2 separate regions of the Homo sapiens genome follow, and region 1 is linked to region 2. Evidence: read pairs that join two places in POLR2A ChIA-PET (ENCODE). Cell type or tissue: CD4-positive, alpha-beta T cell. All regions are shown on one strand. Each heading gives the region's core, and the rest is flanking DNA. Links, peaks and the distances in the headings are about the cores only. Region 1 has its middle 15 kb from the start of CCND3. Region 2 overlaps LOC105375059 (a long non-coding RNA gene).

Region 1 (5,376 bases), core at 119-5,118, 52 kb before region 2:
GCTTTGTGTGAGAATGGAGGAAGACATGGCACATTACTGAATACTTACTATGTGCCAGGCACTACTTTAAGAGTTTGAAAAAAAAATAAATCTCATTTAAAAAAAATTTTTGGTGGCCGGGGGCAGTGGCTCACGCCTTTAATCCCAGCACTTTGGGAGGCCAAGGCTGGTGGATCACTTGAGGCCAGGAGTTTGAGACCAGCCTGGCCAACATGGCAAAACCCCATCTCCACTAAAAATACAAAAATTAGCCCAGTGTGGTGGTGTGCACCTATAGTCCCAGCTACTCCAGAGGCTGAGGCAGGAGAATCACTTGAACCTGGGAGGCGGAGGTTGTGGTAAGCTGAGATTGCACCGCTGCACTCCAGCCTGGGGTACAGAGCAAGATTCTGCCTTAAAAAAAAAAAAAAAAAAAAAAAAAGGTGTGGTGGCTCATACCTGTAATCCCAGCACTTTGGGAGGCTGAGGCAGGCGAATCACGAGGTCAGGAGTTCAGACCAGCCTGGCCAACATGGTGAAACCCCATCTCTACTAAAAATACAAAAATTTAGCCGGGTGTTGTGGCGTGCGCCTGTAATCCCAGCCACTCGGGAGGCTGAGGCAGGAGAATTACTTGAACCCTGGAGGCGGAGGTTGCGGTGAGCGGAGAATAGCGCCATTGCACTCCAGCCTGGGTGACAGAGCAAGACTCTGTCTCAAAAAAAAAAAAAAAAAATTTTGTTTAGAGATGGAGGGGGCTTTACTGTGTTACCCAGGCTGGTCTTGAACTCCTGGCCTCCAGTGATCCTTCTGCTTCCACCTCCCAAAGTGCTAGGATTACAGACCTGAGCCATCGTGCCTAGCCTCATTCATTTAATCCACATAATATCAAACTTCTGAATTAAAGTATTATTATCCCATTTTACAGAGAGGTTAAGCAATTTACTCAATTGTCCTACAGTGATGGGCTTTGGAGCCAGGTTTGGCATGTAGAATCAACATGCTTAACCACTGTGCTGCGATGCCTGGAGCAGCTGCAGCCATCTTGCAATAATGAAAGAAGGAGCTGGCACCTGAGAATGACTGGAATGAATTTTCCTCCCTGATGATGTTATTAAGCTGCTGAATTAACCAATCCTGAACCACCTACCTCTGGACTTTTTGTGATGTGTGAAAGATATAAAATTTTCCTTATTGTTTAAGCTATGTTTACCCCTCAAGTTAAATATCTTTACTATCACTACTTTCTCTACTAACACCCACCTGATGGGGCAACCTTCAATAGCAAACAGGCAGCATTCTCCCAAACATTCAAGAAAGAAGTAATTTCAATCTTACACAAACGCTTTCAGAGAATATAAAGAGAGGTTCACTTCAAATCATTTTTAATATAATGATTCCAAAACCCAACAAGAACAATATGTGAAAAAAAATTACACTTATGAACATGGATGCAAAATCCTAAGCAAAATATTAGCAAACTGATTCCAGCCAATATGTAAAAAGGGTAATATGTTGTGATTAAGTTGACTGTATACCAAAGTGCATGGTTAGTTTATTATTTTGAAAAAAAACCAATATAATTGATCACACTAACAGATTAAAGAGGGAAAATCATATGACTACATCAACAGATACCAAAAAAGTGTTTGATAAAAGTCAACATCCATTCATAAGAAAAAACTCTTGGCAAAGCAGGGATAAGTGGGAACTTCCCTAGTCTTACATAGGATAGCTACTGAAACCCCACAGCAAACATCTTAGTGGTGACACATTAAAAGTAAACCAGGCAAGCCGGCATGGTGACCCTATCTCTACAAAAAAAAAAAAAAAAAATTAGCCAAACTGTAATCCCAGCACTTTGGGAGACTAAGGAGGCAGGAGGATTGCTCGAGGCCAGGAGTTTGAAACCAGCCTGGGCAACAAAGTAAGACCCTGTCTCTACAAAAAAAAATTAATTAATTAAAAATTAGCCAGGTATGGTGGTGCATGCCTGCAGTCTCAGCTACATGGGAGGCTGAGGCAGGAAAATTGCTTATGCCTAGGAGGTCAAGGCTGCAGTGAGGTGTGATTGCACCTGGGCAGCAGAGCGAAACCGTATCTCAGAAGAAAATAAAAAATTCAACTTGAGAAAGCTGATTGAATAAAAATTTTAAATATGTATATATTTAAATGTAGGGCCGGGCGTGGTGGCTCACGCCTATAATCCCAGCATTTTGGAAGGCGGAGGTGGGTGGATCACAAAGTCAGGAGTTCAAGACCAGCCTGGCCAACATGGTGAAACCCTGTCTCTACTAAAAATACAAAAATTAGCCGGGTGTGGTGGTGGGCCCCTGTAATCCTAGCTACTTGGGAAGTTGAGGCAGGAGAATCACTTGAACCCAGGAGGTGGAGGTTGCGGTGAGCCAAGATTGTGCCACTGCACCCCAGCCTGGGCGACAGAGCGAGACTCCTTCTCAAAAAAAATAAAATAAAATAAAATAAATAAATAAACATAAACCAGGAAAGTGCCAAACATGCCAGTTCAGTGGGCAGAACTAGGGCCTTTAGAAAGGGCTGGGAAAGACCATGAGGTGCTGGCTCCGCCTCCATTACCAACCTGGCCAGAACTTTCCTAGTACTAAGCAAGGCTGATCCTCAACGTTCTAAAGGTAGGCCATCATATTCCCACCCTGCTTGCAACTTACACATGTTTATGTATGGCACCATCTTTCTTTAGTCCTCAGATTTTAAACCCTTTACAGCAAAGAAGAATGGATTTCTCTGAGGAATCTGATAGCATGATCTAAATCTGATTGCCCTCTGCAAAACTGAAATTTATTTGAAGTCTAAATATTCTGCCTTAGAAACCTATATACATCTTGGATTCTGGCCCTTAAGATAGCCCTAATTGTTGTAATATAAAACAATGGTGGCCAGGCGCGGTGGCTCAAGCCTGTAATCCCAGCACTTTGGGAGGCTGAGGCGGGCGGATCACGAGGTGGGGAGATCGAGACCATCCTGGCTAACACAGTGAAACCCCGCCTCTACTAAAAATACAAAAAAAAATTAGCCGGGCGTGGTGGCAGGCGCCTGTATTCCCAGCTGCTGGGGAGGCTGAGGCAGGAGAATGGCATGAACCCGGGAGGCGGAACTTGCAGTGAGCCAAGATCGCACCACTGCACTCCAGCCTGGGCAACAGAATGAGACTCCGTCTCAAAACAAACAAACAAACAAACAAAAAACAATGGTTTAAGTTACTAAAGGAAAAGTTAACTCCACACAAACAACTGGCAGAAGGAGTTTTCCTAGGGGTTTTCAAATCCTCCGTTGAAAGGCTGGGCCTATATTACTGTTGCAAAAGCCTCCCAGAGAGCCTCATCTTCACATTGCTTCCAGATAGATCCAAATCAATGGCCCAAGGCCATCTGATTAATCTCTCACAGACACTCCTTTCGTCTTCAGTCCAAGGACCTGCTTATCAGGTTAAATTTAAAAGACAACCAGCCTGGTTTTCAAAATTGCCTTCAAGAAGAGGCCCCAGCAGCCCTAACCAATTTTATCTCAGCCCTAGCACTCCAGCCCACCTCTGGGCCTTATCACCCACCGCTGGCATCCTGCTTCTTTCTCCAAATCCAGCCTCTTCCCTTAAGGCCTAGCTCCTGGCCCATCTGTTCCATGAAGCTCGCAGGGTGTGGAATTGAAAGATCACAGAAATTTAGGGCCAGAAGGATCAATGTCGCTTAAGGGCACGCATCCACTTAATGGTTGTTGTAAAGTATTCTCCTTGTTTCCTGTGAATAAATCCTGTTTTCTCCCAAAAAAATGGAAATTCCTGAGGGTAGGCACCACATCTTTGTAGTTCCAAAGGTTAACCTGCTGGAAGAGGTACCCTGCATGAAGATGTGTGCTTTGATTCCTGCCTCTCTGCTCAGGCAATTCCCCTGTTTGGATAGTCTTTCCCAACCTGTTGTCAGCCATTCACAGTTCCAGATTCCTCTCATTGTAGGTTATTTGCTTTTTCATTTCTATTTATTTTTGTTTTTTAAAATTTTTTGCAGAGATGGGGTCTATGTTGTCCAAGCTGGTCTCGAACTCCTGGCCTCAAGCAATCCTCCTACCTCGGCTTCCCAAAGTGCTGGGATTACAGGTATGAGCCACCAAACTTTACCTTACTTTATCTTTATCTTTTTTTTTTTTTTTTGAGACAGAATCTCTCTGTCACCCAGACAGACAGACCAGTGATGCAATCTCAGCTCACTGCAACCTCCACCTCCTGGGTTCAAGTGATTCCCTGCCTCAGCCTCCTGAGTAGCTGGGACTACAGTTGCAAGCCACCATGCCCAGCTAATTTCTGTATTTTTAGTAGAGACGGGTTTTCACCATGTTGGCCAGGCTGGTCTTGAACTCCTGACTCCAAGTGATTCGCCCACCTTGGCCTCCCGAAGTGCTGGGATTACAGGTGTGAGCCACCATGCCTGGCCTACTTTTTCATTTTTAAATTGTCATTAGGGTTGTTACAGCATGGAGCAAAAAATATATATTTACATTTTTAGCAAAAAGCCATACTTCCCCCAAACTCGAAAACCCCTGCTAGGTGAGTCATTCTATTCTGTACAGTAGAATTTGTATTATTCATTCACTTGGTCCACAGAACTTTATTGAGATCCTATCAAACACAAGATATACCTGGGGCCACAAACAATACAAAGACAAATAAAACAGTTCTTTTCTCTTAAAGAGAATATAGTCTCCTGGGGGAATTTAGATGTGCTTTGCTTTCCTTCTTACTAATTTACCTTTACTTGATTATTTAATTGACTCAAGTATGTGGGTTTGGGGCTTTGACTCATCATGTGGCCAGAAAGTTCCCTGAAATCAGGAATTGAATCTTCTAATTTTTTTGGTATCTAGGTAGGGTAAGAATATGTTCCAGTTAATGTCAGTCTTATTGGCATATTTCTTAATGGTGCACCCTTTCACTCTCAGAAGCGTCTCAGTTCGGAAACAAGTGTTAGTCACAATGTGGAGAAACTAGAACATTCACACACTGCTGGTAAAAATGTAAAATGGTATCACTACTTCAGAAAACAGTTCTGCAGTTCCTCAAAATGTTCAATAGAGTTACCACCTAACCTAGCAATTCCACTTCTAGGTATACACCATGAAAAATAAAAACGTACATCCACACAAAAACTTGTATACAAATGTCAGAGGATCGGCCGGGCACGGTGGCTCACGCCTGTAATCCCAGCATTTTGGGAGGCCGAGGCTGGTGGATCACCTGAGGTCAGGAGTTCGAGACCAGCCTGACCAACATGGAGAAACCCCATCTCTACTAAAAATACGAAATTAGCTGGGAGTGATAGCGCATACCTGTAATCTCAGCTATTCGGGAGGCTGAGGCAGGAGAATGGC
Region 2 (5,376 bases), core at 322-5,321:
GGCGCAATCTCAGCTCACTGCAATGTCCACCTCCCAGATTCAGGCGATTCTCATGCCTCAGCCTCGCAAGCAGCTGGGATTACAGGCACCCGCCACCATGCCTGGCTAATTTTTTGTATTTTTAGTAGAGACGGGGTTTCACCATGTTGGCCAGGCTAGTCGAACTCCTGACCTCAGGTGATCACCCGCCTCAGCCTCCCAAAGTGTTGGGATTACGGGTATGAGCAACCGCGCCCAGCCTGAGACCCCATTTCTACACAAAAAATTTTTTTTTAATTAGCAGGGTGTGGTGTTGTGTGCCTGTGGTCCCAGCTACTTGGGAGGCTGAGGGGGTAGGATTCCTTGTGCACCAGAGCTCAAGGCTACAGTGAGCTATGATTGCACCGTGGCACTACAGCCTGAGTGCAGACCAAGACCCTGTCTTAAAATAATAATAATAATTATTATTAATGTAACTTATAACACTCATAGATGAAAAACAAAAACTCACATCATCTCATCTCAATAGATGTAGAAAAAGCATGTGATAAGATTTAACAACATTAAGGTAGATTTAGAGGTTTAAAAAAAAAAGATTTAACAACAAACTAGAAATAAAGGAAACTTCCTTTATCTATTAAAGAGCATCTACCCTAAACCTACAGCAATCATTATTATGAGTGGGAAGCCATTAGAAGCATTATCCTTTAAGTTCAGGAGTAGGGCAAGGATGCCTGCTGTCCTTGCTTCTAGCTGACATTAAATTGGAGGCTCTAGCAAAACACAAAACAAAGGAAAATAAATGAAAGGTATAGAATTGAAAAAAAACAACTTCATTATTAATAGATGATATGACTATCTACGTGGAATCTCTTCAAGTCCACAAATTATTAAAATTAATTAGGCAGCCAGGCGCGGTGGCCCATGCCTGTAATCCCAGCACTTTGGGAGGCTGAGGCGGGTGGGTCACGAGGTCAGGAGATCAAGACCATCCTGGCTAACACGGTGAAACCCCATCTCTACTAAAAATACAAAAAATTAGCTGGGCGTGGTGGCGGGCGCCTGTAGTCCCAGCTACTCGGGAGGCTGAGGCAGGAGAATGGTGTGAACCCAGGGGGCAGAGCTTGCAGTGAGCCGAGATCGCTCCACTGCACTCCAGCCTGGGTGACAGAGCAAGACTCTGTCTCAAAAAAAAAAAAAGAAAAATTAAGTAGGCGAATGATAAAATGAACACAATTCATAGTATCTCAATGAGATTTGTTAGAGGGATGGCACAGAAAAGGGAACACAGGAAGCTCCTATATAACTGGTGACATATTTCTCAAGTTGCAGGGTATGTTTAGTTTTATTATACTACTTCATAATATACATACACACATGTATATATATACCTACATACATATATATGCACTTATATTCTTTTGTGTATATATGCTTCATAAGTCAATTTTAACATTTGAAACAACATGTTTTTACTTTCTATATTGTACACTTATTGGTTGTTTCATTGTTTTACAACAAAAATGTAAAAAGGTCTGTGTTTTTGAAAATGGTTAAAGAAAGAAAAAGAACAAAAGGAAATGAAGGGAGGCTGGAATTTCACCAACAGCTTGATAGATGGGCGGGTGGATGGCCATGAGGGTGGCTAGTAAGGCCAAGTCCAATTGAAGTCAGGACAAGGGCTTAGTCAAGGACTGAGCAGAGGCTGGTAGAATTGGAGGGAAGTCTGATAGCACTGACCTTTAAACGGGCAATTTTTAAAGACTGGCAGGAGGCGGAGCCCAAATGCAGGGGGTTAAATGGTGAATGAATAAATAGCAAAAAATTGGAAACTACCCAAGGGCCTAACAATCAGGGCCTGGCTAAGCAACCATAGTACCATTCATAGAAAAAATGATGCTGTGTCCATACATAGGCGGGCTTATAAAATTAGGTGACGTAAAAAATTTCAGGACACAAAATAGCATTTGTGCAGATTACAATTATGAAAGGACATGCATGTGCTGCGAGAGCCAGAAAGGGCTGGACAGGATCGAGAGCAGCTCACGGATGCTGCTTTAAAGTCTATGGGATTTTCTTTCTTTTTTGGAATGCTGGCGATCCACAAACAAAAGCACATAATGTTGCTTTAAAATAAAAAGAGTGGCTGTTGAAGAAGTGGAGACAGCAGGTGAAGGCCACTCAGTGAAGAAACCTGACGGTGACAGGAAGAAATGAGCCGGCAGAGCAGCTGGCGGGGTGTGAAGGCTGGGGACAGCAGCTGGCGGGGGAGCTGGGGGCTGGGGGAAGTGGGGAGAGGAAGAAAGGAGGCTGTTCTGTTTCCTTTATTGCCTATAGCTCTACCTTATTTTTTAATATAAAAAATAGTAGTATCTCTTGGCTAGGCGCGGTGGCTCACACCTGTAATCTCAGCACTTTGGGAGGTCGAGGTGGGCAGATCACCTCAGGTCAGGGGTTCGAGATCAGCCTGGCCAACATGGCGAAACCCCATCCCTACTAAAAATACAAAAATTAGCTGGGTGGGGCGGGCGCCTGTAATCCCAGCTACTCGGGAGGCTGAGGTAAGAGAATCACTTAAACCCAGGAGGCAGAGGTTGCAGTGAGCTGAGATCATGCCGCTGCATTCCAGCCTGGGCAACAAGAGCGAAACTCTGTCTCAAAAAAAAGAAAAAGAAAAGTACCTCTTGAGACAAATTCAAACAGTCCAGAGTGTGTATGTATAAAGTGACAGAACCCTCAGCCTAGTCCCCATTGTCAACAGCTTAGTGTGCAGCTTTCCAGAGCTGCACCATTTTCTTTTACTTGCAGTGCATTCATTTTTAATTACAAAGTAAGATAGGCTGGTTTTTAATTACAAAGTAAGATGGGCTTGTTAAAATGTAGGATTAGAGAAAATAAAGAGTGAAATATTCTATCCTGCTGAAATCTCCCAACAGAGCTGACTGCTGTTGATTGGTCTGGAAAGGGTCTATGTGCATGTAAATACTTATGTATATATTCGGTTATGGTTTTTTGGTTGGTTGTTTTTACAGAAGCAGGAACATTTCCTACCTATAGTTGAGCAGTTTCATGCTACATCATGGTGGATCCCTCCCAAGTCACCACTGCCTAACATTCCACAGAATATAGTTGAAAGGTAAACTTCAGGGAACACAGGGGCATCTCTTTCCCTATAATTGGCAGGAAAGGAGCTCTAGAAACAAAAGGTTCAAGATGGAAGGAGGTATTGCTTGGAGGGGGGCTGCCCGTGGGAATAGGGAACATGCAGACAGAGAGGGTCTTCTTTCCGCCTTCTTCTCTTAAGCCAGAGTCCCATCCAAATGTAGCTAAGGTATACAGAAGTGTAAGGGGGAAGGGTTGTGATTAGAGCCTGAGTGATAAGGGTCACTACTGGGGGCTCAACTTCCTTGAGTGGACTGCTCTTCCCTCAACTGTGCCTAGGTCAGGCCTACTTATCAGAAACCTTAAGGGGAGGCTGGGTGTGGTGGCTCATGCCTATAACCCCAGCACTTTGGGGGGCCGAGGCAGTTGGATTGCCTGAGCCCAGGAGTTCAAGACCAGCCTGGGCAACATGGTGAAACCCTGTCTTTACAAAAAATACAAAAATTGGGCCAGAAGCGGTGGCTCACACCTGTAATCCCAGGGCTTTGGGAGGCCGAGGCTGGTGGGTCACCTGAGGTCAGGAGTTCAAGACCAGCCTGGCCAACATGGTGAAACCCTGTCTCTACTAAAAATACAAAAATTAGCCAGGTGTGGTGGCGGATGCCTGTAATCCCAGCTACTCAGGAGGCTGAGGCAAGAGAATCACTTGAATCTGGGAGGCGGAGGTTGCAGTGAGCCAAGATTGCGCCATTCCACTCCAGTCTGGGCAACAAGACCGAAACTCCGTTTCAAAACAAAAAAACAAAACAAAACAAAACAAAAACACACAAAAAAATTAGCTGGGGGTGGTGGCACACGCCCATAGTCCCAGCTACTCGGGAGGCTAAGGTGGGCAGATCGCTTGAACCCAGGAGGTGGAGGTTGCAGTGGGCCAAGATTGTGCCACTGAACTCCAGCCTAGGTGATAGAGCGAGACCCTGTCTCAAAAAAAATAAACAAACAAAAACCTTAAGGGGAGCCCTAGAATAGTGATTCTCAAAGTGTGGTCCCTATACCAGTAGAAGCAGCATCAACAACTTAGAAATGCAGATTGTTGGGCCCCACTTAGTCCTACTGAATCAGAATCTCTCAGCAATCAGTGCCCTCCAAGCAATCAGCAAACAGGCCCTCCAAGGAATGCAGGCTAAGCTTGGAGAACCTTTGTTCTAGAATGTGGATTTGGGTGTGATTTCTTCATCCCTCAGGCACCCCCATGTTCATTCTCCTAGAGGACAAGCAGGAGTCAGCCCTGAAGGGGATGGGTTATCAACTTCATAAGTGGTTTCTTCTGTGAGCTTAGAGGTTGCAGGCAAAGTCAGTGACCTAGGTAGTACCTGGGAGAGCCCTCCCTCTCTTCTCATGACAACACTTCCATCTCTTCACACGCCCCCCAAATAAAACAGAAAGGGAGGGGGGCAGTGGAAACCTACTGCTTTCCACTTTCCCTTAACGGTGTCCCCTGCCCCGGGGCACTGCCCTCTGCAGCATGGAGGACAGAGTAGGGAGTGAAGCTTTTGAATGAGGGGGAGGAAATGGGATGTGGCTTCATGTGGCTGGGTTGGGGGAGGGAGTTGGAAGGAGAGGAGGGAGGGAGAGGAAGAATGTCCTCATTTCACCCAGCTGCCTGGGCCTGCACCTGTTCAGCTGAGGCCCAAGGAAAGACACCAAGCCCGACAGTAAATGAAGCACGGCCCCACCCCATCTAGCGGGGCCCCTTCCCACACTGCAGCAGGGCCGGGTTAACTGACAGGAAAACTGTGAATGATTTCAGGTGGCTGAATGAGGGGCTGGGGAAACAGCTGTGCTCCTCTGCGGGGTGGAGCAACTGTCTTCTGTCACCCCCAGGCTCTCAGAGCCTCGGCAAGGTCAGCAGGAGTCAGATAGGTTGGGACCTGCTCAGACACCTTCTCCTACAGAAAGTGACATCACTGCCATCAGCGCTGAGGAGGTTCCGGGTGGTTAAGCCCTACAACATTCCACAACATTCTTTAGTTCCTCTATAGGCAACTATCTTCTTCTTTTTTTCTAAATAGACTGTTTTTTAGCACAGTTTTAGTTTCACAGGAAAATTGAGAGGAAATATTAAGTTTCCTCTTGGTCTGTCCTCCATAGAAACACTTCAGGAGTTCATCCAAGCAGTCAATCGGTCATTTCACAAGGATCCAATGAAGGCTTTCAAAAGTGATTCTTGAATCTGTAAGAACAACTGGTAGTGAATGAATGAATGAATGAATGAATGAATGAATGAATGGATTT

The links. ChIA-PET counts read pairs that join two places held together with the same protein. Peaks named below come from ENCODE experiments on the same cell type or tissue, not always from the same donor. Only the 100,000 strongest peaks of a DNase experiment are listed, where the experiment ranks them.
Region 1: POLR2A ChIA-PET joins it to region 2 with 7 read pairs; 14 of 35 experiments call an interaction of 5 or more read pairs at or near these places.

What each region holds. Positions count from the first base shown.
Region 1 is chr6:41,953,855-41,959,230 of GRCh38, forward strand. It overlaps a transcript of CCND3 not described here. Among named protein-coding and RNA genes, the nearest start is that of CCND3, 15 kb to the left of the region's middle. In CD4-positive, alpha-beta T cell, for the core only: no CTCF peak of the experiment used is centred there; no DNase peak of the experiment used is centred there.
Region 2 is chr6:42,005,742-42,011,117 of GRCh38, forward strand. It overlaps LOC105375059 (a long non-coding RNA gene), which reads left to right. Exons shown (of 5, transcript XR_001744119.2): 2 at 3,012-3,115. It also overlaps a transcript of CCND3 not described here. Among named protein-coding and RNA genes, the nearest start is that of TAF8, 42 kb to the right of the region's middle. RefSeq lists enhancers at 2,051-2,140, 3,396-4,352, 4,353-5,308. In CD4-positive, alpha-beta T cell, for the core only: no CTCF peak of the experiment used is centred there; DNase peaks (open chromatin) are centred at 2,210 and 4,640; H3K27ac peaks cover 921 bases.